Regions from separate parts of the Homo sapiens genome. Here region 2 is linked to region 1. A link is a loop called in an ENCODE intact Hi-C map of the cell type or tissue named here. Cell type or tissue: sigmoid colon. All regions are shown on one strand.

What was found. Hi-C counts contacts between places; a loop is a spot of excess contacts. Peaks named below come from ENCODE experiments on the same cell type or tissue, not always from the same donor. Only the 100,000 strongest peaks of a DNase experiment are listed, where the experiment ranks them.
Region 2: it touches region 1 in a loop (5-fold over the local background); 26 of 110 quality-filtered maps call a loop at or near these places.

Annotation. Positions count from the first base shown.
Region 1 is chr7:132,248,039-132,256,038 of GRCh38, forward strand. All of the region lies in intron 4 of PLXNA4 (plexin A4), which reads right to left. Among named protein-coding and RNA genes, the nearest start is that of PLXNA4-AS2, 8.8 kb to the right of the region's middle. RefSeq lists enhancers at 2,910-3,427, 3,428-3,943. In sigmoid colon, a CTCF peak has its summit at 4,141 (motif pointing left); a DNase peak (open chromatin) is centred at 3,423; H3K27ac peaks cover 965 bases.
Region 2 is chr7:132,000,548-132,008,547 of GRCh38, forward strand. No RefSeq gene overlaps it. Among named protein-coding and RNA genes, the nearest start is that of PLXNA4-AS2, 260 kb to the right of the region's middle. In sigmoid colon, a CTCF peak has its summit at 4,062; no DNase peak of the experiment used is centred here.

The DNA.
Region 1 (8,000 bases):
CCACTTCTTGGCTTTGGGCATGGCCTCAGAACTCGATTGGCCAATGAATGGTAGGAAACACGAGGCAAATGAATGCTTCCGAAGTGCTTATGTGCTCATCTTTGCCTTCTGTGCTTCTGTCATTGCCATGAGAAGAGCTTCCCGAAATAGCTGTTTCCTCTTCAGCCTGGGCCCCAAATGAACCCACATGGAGAGAGACCTGAGCCCAAACCACAGCCAGGAGACAACCCTGGCTGATGCAGCAGCTTGAAGCAGAACTGCCCAGCTGAGTTGAGCTTAGGGAGCTGACATGCAATTGCTTTGCAGAGCCATGGGTGTGAGGATTCATGTCTATTGTATGCAAGTGAGTTTTGGGCTGGTTTGTTACAAAGCTTTATTGTGGCAATAGCTAGCTGATACACAGGTGCTGGACAGAAAGTTACACCAGGATGCAAAGGTCCCGTGAAAGGTAGAGGGGAGAGGTCAGTCAAATGGAGGAGGGGGAAGGTTGCAGTGTGGTAGCTTCTTACCACCCTGTGCTTCAAATAGGTCATGCAAACATTGATGGCGTATGTAACTTGTACAAGTTCAGAAATTATTGAAAGCCAGATCTAACGTGATAAATGGCCCTTCTCAGTACCTCCCACGCTGGCCATGCTCTTTTAATTCTATGGTCATAGATCTACAGATCTCAGGAAGGTCTAGCCCCTCAGCAAAGTACTAAAGAAGACTCTGGAAAGAGAATGCAGCCCTCCAGATGTGGTCAGCTGTCCAGAAGCAAAGATGTGCTTCAGACCCCTTGTACTGACCATCTGGCCACCCCAGTGTCAGAAAATGATTTTTTTTTTTCTACTTGGCAGCAGTAAAAACTCCTTGGGAATGATTTGCCTTGAGCTTTGCAATTCCTCCTGCTGGTGCTTGGGCCATGGGGCTAATCCAGCTGGGCCTCACTTGACGGCAGACAGAGGCACAGGGTCAAGGGCAGCAGCCTTGGCTACCACCACTGTCCCTACCTGCCTCTAGGCAGGACCTCTGGGGTCAAGGTTGATGATATTTAGAATAGCAAAGGCAACCGCCCCAGGGCATGAGGCTTGGGGAGCTGAGGTTCCAAGCTGTAATCTAATCTGTGTGTCTGGGTGACCTTGAACAAAATATTCCCATTTTTCATGCCTCACTGGATTCATTTTCAGATTAGGGGGATCCAGTCCTGCTCTGCCTTAAAGAATTGGTCACAAAATACTACCAATACAAATGATTTGGGAAGCTTCTTGTAAATGAAAAGTAGCAGATGTTGTGGAGGGCTGCAATTTGTTGCTATTAATAAGAATAAATGCCTAATAGGAAGCCAGTTTGCTCTGGGAACTCGGACAGCCAAGGAGCGAGTGCCGACGCCGGAATCATCAACATATGTTGGTCCTCATTAGCAAACGGCAGTAGCTGGGAAGCTGGGCAAGGAGCTCTCAGCGTGCTTTCTGCAGAGCGTCGAGAAATCACCCCATCCTCAGGCTTCCCAGTGTGGGCTGCGCTAAAATGGCACGTGATCGTTATTAGCCAGACCCCTTGCCAAGCGGGAGAGCGATCCCCTTCCCTGATGCACAGATGGAAAAGCCATAGCCCAGAGGGGCTGAGCAGCTTGCCCAAGGTCACGCAGCAGGGCGGTGGCAAAGGTGGAAATTGAAATGAAGTTGGGGGCTGGAGCCTGCCCTCGGGCCTGCCAGACACCACTGGCTCCCGGAACATAGTACAGGGGATTGAGAAACCTCTGGTCCCTCTGCTGAACACAGGTCCTGTGTTGAAAACTTCACAGCATTGCAGGCTACTTACTATACTGCCAGGAAGGTGTGGCTGAGTTCAGGGGCTGAGGAGCCCCACCTACGGGCAGATCACCAAGTAGCAGCCCTGAAGAGAGAATGACAATTGGTCTCAGCACAGCCTCCTCCTCCAGGAGGTTTTCTTACTCCTTCAAATGTGGTTAGGGAGAAAAATAGAGTTTGAAATAGTTTTATCTCAGGGACAAGTGAGAAGCAGAGATCTGAGAGAAAAACAGACCTGGGTTTGGATCCTGGATCTGCCACCACTGTGTGACTTGGACAACTTATTTAACTTCATCAAGCCTCTTTTTCCTCATCTAAGTACCCTGATGGGTTGTTTTGAAGAATAATTGGGATGACACATATGAATGTATTAGTGTTATGCTAATGGCAACTCTGTTGTTCCAGCCTCTGCCTCCGATAAAATGCCCCTGTGATGGGTGGTGCGAAGTCATCTCTCTTCACTCCACTATACCTAGTACTCAGCTCATGCGCAGTAAATGAGAAAAGTGAATGAATGCTTGCATGCACGCATAAATAAATAAGTGAATGAATGAATGTGGTTCCTATTACACTTGTACGTGTTCCAAGAATCCCCTGGAGATCATTTATTTGGCAACCTTGGCTCTACTCTAAAACCTATCATTTCTGGATTATTGCCACAGATTAATCTCTTAGTGTAAAGGTTAAATCCTCTCCTTTCTCTGAGCTCTCATGCTCACATTCACACACAGGCTCAGGAGGCCCGACTTCCTGACTTCCAGGGCTGCGGGGTTGCAATGTGTGAGATTCTCTAGCTAGGCAGATCCTATGCATTTGACAGAGGAGACTGCAGCCAGAGCAACCCCTCCAACATGGAGGCCCAAAGGAATGGGGGATGAGAGGAGTGTTCTGGCATTCACACAGTTAACAAGCTGAGAGGGACCTTGGAAACATTCTAGCTGCCAATCCTCTTATTTTTCAGATGAAGCTCAGTTGCTGCAGGGATTTGTCCAAGGCTACATGGCTACCAACACTCCTCATTTGATACCCAGTCCCTAGATACTGACTCCTGGCCAAAATGCTCATTCTTGACCCCATCTTAAGGTCAGGGCTGAAGCAGGGGCAGAGCCTCAGGGCCCCACATCCTGGAGAAAAATGAAAGTTTCCCTCCCCATCCCCAAGCCCAGCAGGTGGGAAGGGGCTGTTGTCCTGGGGATCAAAGTGCTGCTCCTGTTCCAGCCTTTTTTTTTTTTTTTTTGACTCTGTGTACATTGGGTATTTTATTAGAAACTTTCATGTTACTGCTACGTAAACACTGCTTCAAAATAATACATAAGTTAAAAACTTGTCAAGCAAGTTCTTCATCAGCTGTACTCCTAGAATTAAACACACATCACACACATACAAGTCACCAACCCCCACAAAATGTTTAATTTAACTGACCTTAAAATTTGGAGAAAAGTATCGGTTGGCTTATCTTTTAGCAAATGACACAGACAAAGACTATGGCCCCTTCTGAACTGGGACCGGGAACCTACTGTTGTGTGTTTCCCAAGCACAGCCTGCTCAATGGGAGCCTTTGTTTCTGCAGCCAAGAAGAAGGCGGGGAGGGGCTGGCACGGTGACACCTAACTCCTGGCCCAGGCAGCGGAGCCAAGCTAGTCCCCAGGCATATGCTGAGGCTCCCTAGCTGGCTGGCACTGGCTCCTTGTGGGAAGTGGCAGGGCAGGCTGGGCAGGCACTCCCTTCTCCATCTAGCACCTGACCCTTCTCTCTGACTTCCTTCTAGCAAGGGCTCTGCTGACCAGCGTTCCCAGCAATGCTCTGGCTGTTCAAACCACAAAAAAACAGTGTGTGTAAATGATACATTTTGTGAATGAGTGCACAGCAGCCCAAGGGGGTGTGCCCAGATGTGCATGTCTCAGCACAGGAGTAGCATTTGCACACACCTATGGGGGGCAGAAGTGTTCTGGACCACAGGAGACTGTGTGCAAATAAACACATCTTTCCTCGCAGGCAACCAAGGCTGGGTATGAGGCTTCTCTGGCTAGGAAACAAACATCTTTTTTCAAAAAGGGATTTGACTCTGGGAAAAGTTATGGTGCTCAAATGATTGGAAACTGATATTCCTGAAGGAGAACCTTCTAGGTTTATCAACATAGGGCCCCACTCTCAGAAGACCAGGTGCTGCTGGCTTAGAAAGGAGGCAGAGACGACAGATGACCCAAGGAATTCTAAATCATCTTCGTTTCACCCTATCTCCTGTCTCAAGGTACCCACCTAACTCTACTGAACTTATATGAGCTTCCATTGCAGGATCAGGGCCAAGCCTGCTGCTGGGGAAAGACAAAGAGGGCCCTCTGGTGTCTGGGTCATCCTGGACACAGGCAAAATGTATCTTCTTCAGTAAGAGATACAGCTTTGAGGGCATCTTCCAGTAATTCTTCAAATATGAAAGGACAATTGTTAAAATGACAGCATTCTAAAAGTTTTTTTTTTTTTTTTTTTTTTTTTTTTTTGAGATGGAGTCTCACTCTGTTGCCCAGGCTGGAGTGCAGTGGTGTGATTGTGGCTCACTGCAGCCTCTGCCTCCTGGGTTCAAGCGATTCTCCTGCCTCAGCCTACTGAGTAGCTGGGACTACAGGTGCACGCCACCACACCCAGCTAATTTTTGTATTTTTAATAGAGACAGGGTTTCACCAGGATGGTCTCAATCTTCTGACCTCGTGATCCACCTGCCTCAGCCTCCCAAAGTGCTGGGATTATAGGCGTGAGTCACCATGCCTGGCCTCTAAAAGGGTTTTATGCCTTATGCACTGTCGGTGAGTGTTTAGATTAGCACAACCATTTTGAGGAGTAATTTGGCAGTTATTACTAAAACCTAAAATGACCCAGAAAGTCTTCCTCTTGGAATCTTTCCTGCAGAAATACCAGCACCTAGACACCGGTGGTTGGCTGTGGATATTCACTGTGGCTTTGTATGTAGTAATGTCTGTTTGGAAACAACCTAAATATCCATCCACAGGGGGCTGGCTAAAAAAATCGTGGCACATCTACACTCTAAGATAATAGTCTGTATGTACTAAGATGGATGAATGTCTATGATTCATATTTGAGTTAAAAAAACAAATTTTATAAAAAGGGTATATTAAGACTCAATGTTTGTTTTCAAAAGACAACTGTGCAGCTGTGTATACATATATATGCAAACCTCGTGCAAAGAATAACTTCTAGAGAGAGAGTTACATATTTGCTAACAGTGGTTAACTTTGGAGAGTTTGAATTTTTCACAGACAGGGTATTATTGACTTGGGAAATTAAAATAATATTTTAAAGATGCTTTAACCTTTAGTCTTTTAAACTAAATTAACTGTGCAGCTCAAAATTTATTTTAGGGTGACAGCTTGAATTTTTCTTTTTTCTTTTTTTTTTTTTTTTTTTTTGAGATAGAGTCTCACTCTGTCACCCAGGCTGGAGTGCAGTGGCGCGATCTCAGCTCACTGCAACTTCTGCCTCCTAAGTTCAAGCAATTATCCCACCTCAGCCTCCTGAGTAGCTGAGACTACAGACACACACCACCATGCCAAGCTAATTTCTTTTTTGTACTTCTTTTTTGTAGAGATAGGAGTTCACCATGTTGGCCAAGCTGATCTTGAACTCCTGACCTCAAGGGATCTGACTGTCTTGACCTTCCACAGTGCTGGGATTACAGTCATGAGCCACCATGCCCAGCCCAACTTTTCTTTATACCCACAAGATTTCTAATATTCTGGAACTATGGAAAGGGCTCTTGTCTGCTTGGTCTCTCCCTCTTGGTTCACCTTCTGACCAGTAGCACCCTAGAAGTGAGCCCTGGGCCATGGGGGAGTTTTCTCCTTATAAAATTAACTATCCCATATTGGGTGGGAAAGTCATTGTTTGGCAATGCCTTATTCAGTGATGTCACCTGTCCGCCCAGAAGCTTCCTGCAGAAAACCCACACCAATTCCACCCAACATGGAGAAGACTCCATCTCTCCACAGAAATTACTGGGCAAGGACCAGGGCACCTCTGCCTACAGCCCCCATATGTGCAGACGCTATCACGCACTATGTGTGCATCAGTTTAGTTTCCATGTGGAGGAGTCATGGTGTGCTGGGACATCACTGGGCTGGGGGTCCTAGGACCTGGGCTGTAATCCTAGACCCGTTCCTTACTTCTGCAAGCCCTTAGCAATTGTCTTCATCTGTCTAGCTTTCAGTGTTCAACATAAATTGATCTCTATTGTCCTTTCAAGCCAGAAGATTCCATCATAACTAACTATCTTAAGGCTGGAAAAATCTCCAGGAGTGTCACTCCAGGATCTCCCTCAATTTTATTCTCATCTTGGTTACTTCATCTATCTGTATGATAGGGACCCTCAGCTCTGCCCTTTCCCTAGCTCTTGTGATCTCAAAAAAGTACAGTGATATCAATCTGAAATATACTTTGAATTCTAAGAAAGGAAATTGTCGCAACTTCTAATGATGAATTATGAAACCACTAGAGTTTACTGTGGCCATTTCTATCTATCATTAACATAAACAATTGTGAGGGTGAGTAAAGGGTTGTGTGCACATCCTTTCTGAGAGAATGGAGAGAGCACAGGCTTCTGAAGTCCTAGATTCAACTCCTGGCTCAGCCACTTATCAAAAATGTGTCTTTGAGCCTCGGTTTCCTCCTATGCATAAAGGGAGCAGTATTAGGTGACGATTAAATCCTGTTGTCAGTGCTCAGCAACGTCCCTTCTTGCCTTTCTCTGTGTGGGACTGGGAGGACAGTCAGGGGACCCAGCGGCGCTGTGCCAGCCTTCATGCTTTCTAGGCTGCAGACGTAATGCAGAGCTTCCCGCTTCCATCTGCCAGGAGCTGACCCCACCGGACTGTAGTAGTAGGCCAGTTGCTTTCCATTAGGAAGTTCGTTTTCAAGGGGTGAGTGGTGGTGGTGGTACGGATAATGCATCCATTTCACATTTTGCGCATCTGGGGAGTCTGATCTATATCCGACTAAGGCTCAGAATAGATTCCCCATTCCAAAATGAGAAATGGCTATTAGAGCTATATTTAGACTAGGGGTTCAGTGAGCTCAGAAATAATTGCTGGCCCTGGGGTGGAGATGGGGTAGGAGGAGGCTAATTCCAGGCTAATTTGGGCCCATTCTCAGGGGGGGTGGCCTGGGGGAAGGCCGGGAGTCTCAGCCACCCTATTTCTGTCCATTCAGGCCTCTGCTACAGCAACAGACAACCCCCAATACCAAAATGCCATTGCCTATGACAGACAAGCTCAGTAGATGGAGAACCTGGGAGAAGGATCTAAAAGTGTAGCAGCCCACAGGGAGGGGCAGCAGATAGGTGGAGGCTTTTAATAACTGAATGTTAGTCAGGAGTCTGTGGGTCACAGGGGACCTGGGACCTGCTGCTGCTGGGACCTGGGCTGTGCAGTCTGAGAGCTGATGCTTAGATCTTAACTCTGCCACTTAAGAGCTTGGTCAGGCGCACTCAACATTCTCAAGCCTCTGAAAGCTATGCAGATTAAATGACATAATACATGTAAAACACTCAACACAGTCCTAGACCATCCAAACCTAACACCCAGCATCTGTCCTTATAGGCACGACCACCATGGCCAACTCATCTTTTGGGTTTGCTTTTCCTGGGACAGACAACATTCACGTTAATGCAAAGTTCAATTTTAAAATTCAACTTTAAAGGTTTCCAGATGTGTCCCTGTGATTGCTGAATACTTCAGCCCTCAGTTACCATATATGTAAGTGCTGGAAAAGGAGTCAGAACTGAAGAGAACTTGTGATGGGATCTCACAGTCTTATTCCTAACCTGACCACTGACTCCACTGGGTGATGCCCTGTGATCCCCAGGCCTAAAGAACCCCTCCCTATCAATAGGGCTTTGGCCACACAGCACAGCCCCAGAACTTTCCAACCAGTTCCCTGTCTCTTTCTCTCCTCTCTTCAGCTATTCTGAGAGCTTTTGCTCTGCTCTTGAATTGCATAGGAAGGAAAAGAGGAAAACCCCAGCAAGTAAGTTTTATTGCCCCAGCACCTGGAAAAGTTAAGAAAAGACAGGGAACACTTCCAACTATCTGATGAAATGAGGTCAAGGTTATCTGTGTTCTTTATTTAATCAGGGTCTCCCCTGACCTCTGTGAACAAGCATAACCAAAAGCGTGCCCTGGGTCTGGGATAGGAAATCAT
Region 2 (8,000 bases), 250 kb before region 1:
ATATCATGCAAACCTGTGCTCTAGCTTCTAATGTAATTAGCCCATTGATTACGCTCCTTATGCCTAATACCATCTATTTTATCCATCCATTTACTGGAGCAAGATTTATCAAGCACATACTATCTATCAAGCATTCTGTGACATGCTCAGGGCTCCATCAGGAAAGGTTGTGTGAGCACTGAAGGAACACACAGACTTGTGGAGGAGACAAACCTGTACCCAAACCACGTGATAAGAGGTTTGCACAAAGTGTTGAAGGTGAAAGAAGGATGGCAATCATAATTACAGCATTCTGATTTTTATAGGAGGAGGAAAGGGAGGATCAGGAGAGGCTACACAGAGGGAGTGATGAAGACTGGGATGATCCAGATTTTGTAGCAGAGAAAGCTCTCAGTAGGTGGGTGCCATGGGAGTGTGTGTGTGTGTGTGTGTGTATGTATGTATGTATGTGTGTGCGTGCGTGCATGGTTAGGGCAGGGTGTTAGCAGGGAGCAGGGCATCACAGGGAGAGGTAACAATGAGTGCCAACCCGTGTTGGACCTGCTGCTCTGCTTCAGAATGGCTGGATGGGGCAAGGGGCAAACAGGGGTGGGAGACATGCTGGGAGTCAGGGCTGGCAGGAGCAAAAAAAGCAAAAGTATGGCCCAGCCTCCAAGGAGTTAAGTTTTATCCTGCAGCTCCTTTGAAATCCTTCTAAACAGGGGAGTGACATGATTAGATTTTAGAAAGATAATTCTGGTGGCAGTGTGCTGCACAGATGGGAGAGGAGAAAATTGGAAACAAGGAACCCTGTTCTGCAAAGATTGTGATAATCCAGGCAAGGGATGATGAGGGTCTGAGTGAGGGCAGGTGCATGGTAATGGAGACGAAGCAGATTGGAGAGAGATTTAAAGAGACAATCAGCCTGGTGACTGATTGAGGGTGGGGGAGGTCAGGGAGAGGGGAAGGGAACATTTCCTGGGGTTTCCGATTTGGGCAGTGTCCATCAGGGAGCACAGGGTGAGGAGGAGGTGGGGTTAAGGGACGAGAGGACAGAATTATCAATTCTGCTTCAGATTTGTTGAGTGTGAGAACTTCTAGGAAAATGTATCCAGTTGGAGGTTGAATGCATTTAAAATTTAGGAGAGAGATTCATTTAGCAAACACACATTTATTCTCTATGTATCAGGTGACTTTCTAGTGTCAGAGATAGAGCATTAAATATGATGAACAAGGTCTCTACTCTCATAAAGTGTCTTTCCAATAAGGGAAAACAAACCCAGGAACAAAAGCAAAATAAAACAGGAAAACGTGAGAGAAAGTGAGTGGGAGATTACCTTAGATATGGGTTCAGAAAAGACCTTTCTTAAGAAGGTAACATTTGAACCAAGATCTGAAAAATGAAAAGAACCAGCCAGGTGAAAATGTCAGGGAAAAGCATTCCAGGCAGAGGGAGCAGCATGTGCAAAGGCTTTGAGGTGAGAACAAGCTTGGTGTGTTCAGAGACAGGTCAGAGTGTGTGGTGTGGAGCAGGTGAGGGGATGGAAAGTAGGCTATGAGATTGGAGAAGTGGTCAGGGGTTAGATCACATTGCAGAAAATTATAATTCAGATTAGGCTAAAGCACATGATGACAAATGACCCTCGAATTTCAGTAGCATACAATGAACACATTTACTTATCAGTCATGCTGCAGGTCCATTGTGAGTCAGTTACACACTTTCTCCACTATAGGACTCAAGTGAATGGAATAGCTCCTATCTGAGACATTTCTGGTGTTCTGGAAGAGGGAAAAGAGAAAGTGGAGAACCACATAATGGCCTTAAAGTGTCTGCATGGAAGTGGATGTGCCAATGCCATTGGCCAAAGCAAATTATACAGCCAAGTGTGATGTCATTGGTGTCTGAATGTATGTTTCCCATAGAGAGGAGCAACAGATGTTGAGATCAACAATACAATTAATCTACCATATAGGCTATGGTGAGATCAGATTTTATTCTAAGTGCTACCGAAAGGCATTAGGGTTGTGTGTGTGTGTGTGTGTGTATGTGTGTGTGTGTGTGTATGTGTGTGTGTGTGTGTGTTTTAACTAGAGGGCATCAATGTTGATTGCCAAGGTAGGTTAAAAATAGATGAATAAAAATAAGAGATGAGATAAATTGGGTAATCTAGAAAAGGTTGTCTCAGATACTGAGCACATGGCAAGGAAGTTCTGTTAGGGTAGAGCCCTGAAAATACTGTCAGGACAGGCCCACAGCAGGAGGCACACTGGATGAGTCATTTGGTCCTAGCCTGGTCTCCTAGGCTTTCCATTTGCAGAAGGTATCAGGAACTCCTGGGTGGCCTTTGGACAGAAGACCCTGGAATACTGAGATCCTGCCCACGATTACAGCACTCGTCCTCATGAATCTCCTAGAGAAAGAAGTATAAGATGAAAATTGGAAAAGGAAAACAAAATGTCACTTTATTGCTACTGAGGGTGGACCCCCGGCCCCAAATCAGAGGGCTTTTGTAAGTTAGCCTGGAGGAAGCAGTCACACTTGTGGCTTATGTGTTTCTCTCCATCCCCACACCAGCCATTATTTATACAAAAAATCAACCTCAGGTCATGAAATCTTCTTTCTTTCCTATGTGGAAGGAAGAGAGAGAAGAGGACAAGATGATTGGGCTTGCTCAAGGGGAGTGGGTCTTGGGGCAGAGCACTATTCTGCCACATAAGCTGAAGTGAAAGAGGAATATGAAGCACCCTGTCAAAGCATCCCCAATGCAGTGTAGACCAGGAGGCAGACCCCAGCCCACTGTTAGGGCAGTGTGGCTCCATGTCCCAGTTTGGCCCAGGCAAAACAATCAATCCAACCAGCATGGATCAATCTTCCTCCTCTGTGGGGTGGAGTGGGGAGGAGGTGAAATGGGAGCTTCTCTTCCCTAGTACATTTTCTGCTGCTCCCTTATCCCTTCATTTCAGGAGAGGGGATGGAGAAAGCCAGGCAGAGGAAGAGACTTGGACCTTTTGTCTTCTCCCAAAGCTCCACTCGCTGGTGGCTCCACTGTGGTTCCTCAGTGCACCTTTCAGATATGCCAGATGGTCCCAGAAATGAGGAGGGGAAACATGGCCAATAACATCTAAGAAAATGGGCTTCCCTCACCTAGAGATTTTCTTCGGAACACCAAATCTTGACTTGTTTTTATAAGAGAATATCACACCTTTTCAACTAAAACCATAAATGTCTCAAGTGTAGGACCCATAATTTATACTTCTTTTGAACTTCCTCCCCTCCTGGTCTAACGCAGGCCAGTTACAAGCAAATAGTCCCTGTATGACTGAATGAGTGAGTGGACAAATGATTTCCCAGGTGGCATATCCAGAAACAACACTGGTGATCCATCTCTCCCACCTGCCAGAGTCTTCCTGATGAACTTCCTATACGTGTAAGAATGTAGAGAGAAGGGAATTTATTATGCTGTCAGAGAAGGAAAGCAATAATCTAGACTTTCTGGCTGTCTTGCTAGCTGGGCCCCTTGGCCAGTGGTTAGAGAATTACAGTGTGTCTCAGTGTATCCTCAAGGGACCGAGATGGGCTCAGGCCATTACCCATGCAGCTGGCCATGGAGAGCCTACCTGTCAAACTGGCTGGAACCTGGAGAAGGAAACTCCTGGTGAGTCCTTCTTTGGCACCGTGGGGCCCTGGTGACAGAGTTGATTAAGCAAGACACCAGCATCAAAATTAAAGTGAGGAGGAAAAGTAAATTAGTGATTGAATAGCTAGTGAAGAGCCATATTTTAATAAGATTCCCTCTAATTTGAGTGATTCCTTCCCCCTCCTCTTTGGGCTTGGTCATTCTCCCTGTTTTGAAGTACTCCTGGGGTTAGGAGGAGGGAGGGGTGAGGAACACATACCTCGAATTTATACTCTGGTGCGTGGGGAGAGAGTCCTCAGCTGTCTGCAATACGCTGGGGCCCCATAAAGCGATTTGTCACTGCTCTGAATTCTTTTCAGCAGCATGTTCATTTCAATTTGCAGTCACCTCTTTAGCTCCTCTTCAGCAGGTTTGGCCAGACTCCTGCGAGAAGATCTGAGCCGAGAGGGGGAGACACAATCAAGGAGAAAGGCTGGCTGGAGCCGGGCTCTCCAGGGATGCATCTGCCACCACTCCACCCTCACAGCCTCTTTTAACTCTATTTGCTTCTACAGGGAGACAGGAGAGATTATGATGTTTCGCAGGCTTTCCAAACCCTTGTCATGGTTAATAAAGGTCTGGCAGGAACAGGAGCTGTGATGGCTCAGCAAGCTCTTGGTGCTGGGGCTTAGGGGAGGGAAGGTAGGTGGAGCTATTGGTCTAGCTGCCTGCGTGACACCAAGGAGCCCAGACACCAAGTGGGAGAGCCAGTCTGAGGGTCCTTTCTTCCTGTACTTACTGGACTTTGTGCACTACCTGCACAAAGTGATCCCCCACCATGGCTATGTGGACAGTGGGTCTGGCAGGAGCAAGGCTGAGAGCCAGAAGAGGAAGCTCCAGAGCTTCAGGTTATTAAGGTCCAGGGAGTAGCCCAGGAAGAGGAAGTTGAAGCCTTGGTGACCAGAAGTAGAGCATTAAGTCAGAGACTATCAGGAGGGAGATGCAGTGGGCAATGGAGAAGCTTCAGGCCTAGGGAGCTCTGTGTTTCCCTGACCCTGGTGGGGATCAGGGTTGGCCCAGGGCTTTGGGAGGGCTTCAGCCTGAAATGAGGATTTAATTTTGCCATTTATATTTACCATAAAATGATACATGTTCACTGTGGGAAAAAGCAGGCAAGGCAAAGGAAGTTAGCCTTATCTCACTGCCCAGAGAATAACACTGCTGATGTTTTCAGATGTTTTCAAAGTAAATCTATTTAATTTTTTCCACTAATAATATAACATTTTGTTACATATGATGACTCGATCTGTAGGCATGAGTATTGAGTCACTGGAAAGACCTATTCCATTTATTATATTCATAAATTAAAACCCAGTTTAAAAATTTATTTTCTAGAAATTAAGAACCATGGGGTAAAACAGAGTTCCTTTTATATGCAGTTGGGCCCTGCATGTCTGTAGATTCTACATCCGTGGATTCAACCAACTTAGATTGAAATAGTTGGAAAAAAAATTAAAAATACATTTTGAAAAATAATACAATTAAAATAATTATGAAATAACTACTTACATAGTATTAACATTGTATTATGTATGTAAGTAATCTAGAGATTACTTAAAGTATATGGGAGGATGTGTGTAGGTTATACGCAAATACTATGACCTTTTATATAAGAGTAAATTTTGGTATTGATGGGTGTAAATTTTGGTATTGATGAGCATCCTAGAACCAATTCCCTTTGGATACTGAGAAAGGACTGCATAAGAAAAATAATGAAAAGTGAGTCATAGATTTCTTGTGCAGTAAAAAACCAATTTAAACAAAGGAGAAAATGACCGAAGGGCATAAATGATGCATGAATAATCAGAAATACCTTATTCTTGAATAGAAAAATATAATATTACAAAAATATCAAGAAAAAGAAAAACTGAAAAAAATGGATATTTTAAAAAAGAAAAATATTAAAATTTAAATGACCAAACTGAAAAGAGAAAGAAATAACTCTACAAAACCAACACAAGAACAATTTATCATTATGGTTTATCTCCTTCTATTATTTTTTTGTGTGTATTTTTAAATTAATTAAAAAAATTGGTACATAATGATTGTATGTCTTTCTGGGGTACTTGTGATATTTTGATACATGCATACAATGTGAGTGTAGTGATCAAATCAGGGTAATTGGAATATCCATGACCTTAAACATTTGTCGTTTCTTTGTGTTGGGAACATATATGTATATATTTATAGGAATGTAAAAGATTACAGTATAAATATGTCCTCAGCTTGTTATATAATCTTCATACATATAATTTTAATGGCTTAAATATATTCTATAAAGTAGATTTATCACGTTTTGTTTATTATCCAATGTTAGATTTTAATGTAGTTTTATCATCATTGATTTCTTTTGCTTGTTCCTAGACTTCATATGAAAGGAATCCAATAAACACATTCTTTTTGTCTAGATTTTATTTTTGTATGACACAATGTTATTAAGATTGATCCGTATTTTTATATGTATCACTGGTTTATTCCTTTCTTTGGCTGAGTAGTTTTCTGTTTTATAAATATACCAGTTTATCCATTCTCCTGTTGATGAACATTTGAGTTGTTTCAAATTTTAGGCTCTTACAAATAAAGCTGTTATAAACATCCATATACAATTGACAAATATTTTCTATTTTTTTGTGACATACGTTTTCATTTTTCTGGGGTAAATACCTAGACATGTAATATCTGGGACAGAGGATAGATGTATGTTAGTTTTATATGAATATCCAGACTTGTGCATTTTACATGTCAATCAGAGATATATGAGTTTCAGTTGCTTCATATCTTTGCCAAAAGTTGAAATTGCCAATATGTTTTATTTTAGCCATTCTAGTAGGAGGGAAATCATATCATATATATATGTGTTTTTTCCGGACGGCCAATAGTGTTGAACCCCTTTTAAACTTGCTTTTTATATACTTATTGGATATTCCCTTTAAAAAATTATAAAACATGCTTTAAAATTGAGTTGTGTTTGTCTTTTTGCTATAAACTTTCAAGAGTTTATATATTCTGGATACAATTTCTTTTTCAGATATGTGGAGAATATTATTTCCCAGCTGGTGGCTTGCCTATTCACTTTATCAATATTGTCTTTGATGAGAAGAAATTTTTAACTTTTATGTACTCTCATTTACCAATTTTTCAATCTTAAGATTATTCCTTTTTGTGTCCTAGGGAATCTTTGCTGCCCTAAAGTTGGAAAGATGTTTTTCTGTGCTTTCTTTTAGAGGCTTTATATTTCTAGCTTCTATATTTAGGTTTTCGTCAAATCTCAAATTGATTTTCATGTGGAGAGTGAGGTAAGGATCGAAGATCTTTTTATCTTTGTGAATATTCAGCAGTTTCAGCACAATTTGTTCAAAAGATAATTCTTTCCCCTTCAAACTGACCTGGCAACTTGATTGAAAATTAACTGACTGAATATATCTTGCTCCAGTTTTGAACTTTCTGTTCTATTCAGTTTATCTATTTGTCTATCATTATGCCAATACCACACACAGTACCATTGTTTCTTTGTTGACCTTCTGTCTTGATGACCTGTCTAGTGCTGCCAGTGGAGTATTAAAGACCCCCGACATTATTGTGTTGCTGTCTATCTCATTTCTTAGGTCTAATAGTAATTGTTTTATAAATTTGGGAGCTCCAGTGTTAGGTGCATATATATTTAGGATTGTGATATTTTCCTGTTGGACTAGTCCTTTTATCATTATATAATGTCCGTGTTTGTCTTTTTGAACTGCTGTTGCTTTAAAGTTTGTTTTGTCTGATATAAGAATAGCTACTTCTGCTCACTTTTGGTGTCCGTTTGCATGGAATATCTTTTTCCACCCCTTTACCTTAAATTTATGTGAGTCTTTATGTGTTGGGTGAGTCTCCTGAAGACAGCAGGAATGTGGTTGGTGAATTCTTATCCATTCTGCCATTCTGTATCTTTTAAGTGGAGCATTTAGGCTATTTACATTCAATGTTAGTATTGAAATGTGAAGTATTATTCTATTCATTGTGCTATTTGTTGCCTTAATACCTTTTTTTCATTGTGTTATTGTAATATAGGTCCTGTGAGATTTATGCTTTAAGGAGGTTCTATTTTGTTGTATTTTGAGGATTTGTTTTAAGATTTTGAGGATTTGTTTTAAGATTTAGAGCTCATTTTAGCAGTTCCTATAGTGCTGGCTTGGTAGTGGCGAATTCTCTCAGCATTTGTTTGTCTGGAAAAGTCTGTATCTTTCCTTCATTTATGAAGCTTAGTTTTGTTGGATACAAAATTCTTGGTGGATAATTATTTTGTTTAAGGAGGCTAAAAGTCAGACCCCAATCCCTTCTAAGCTTGTAGGGTTTCTGCTGAGA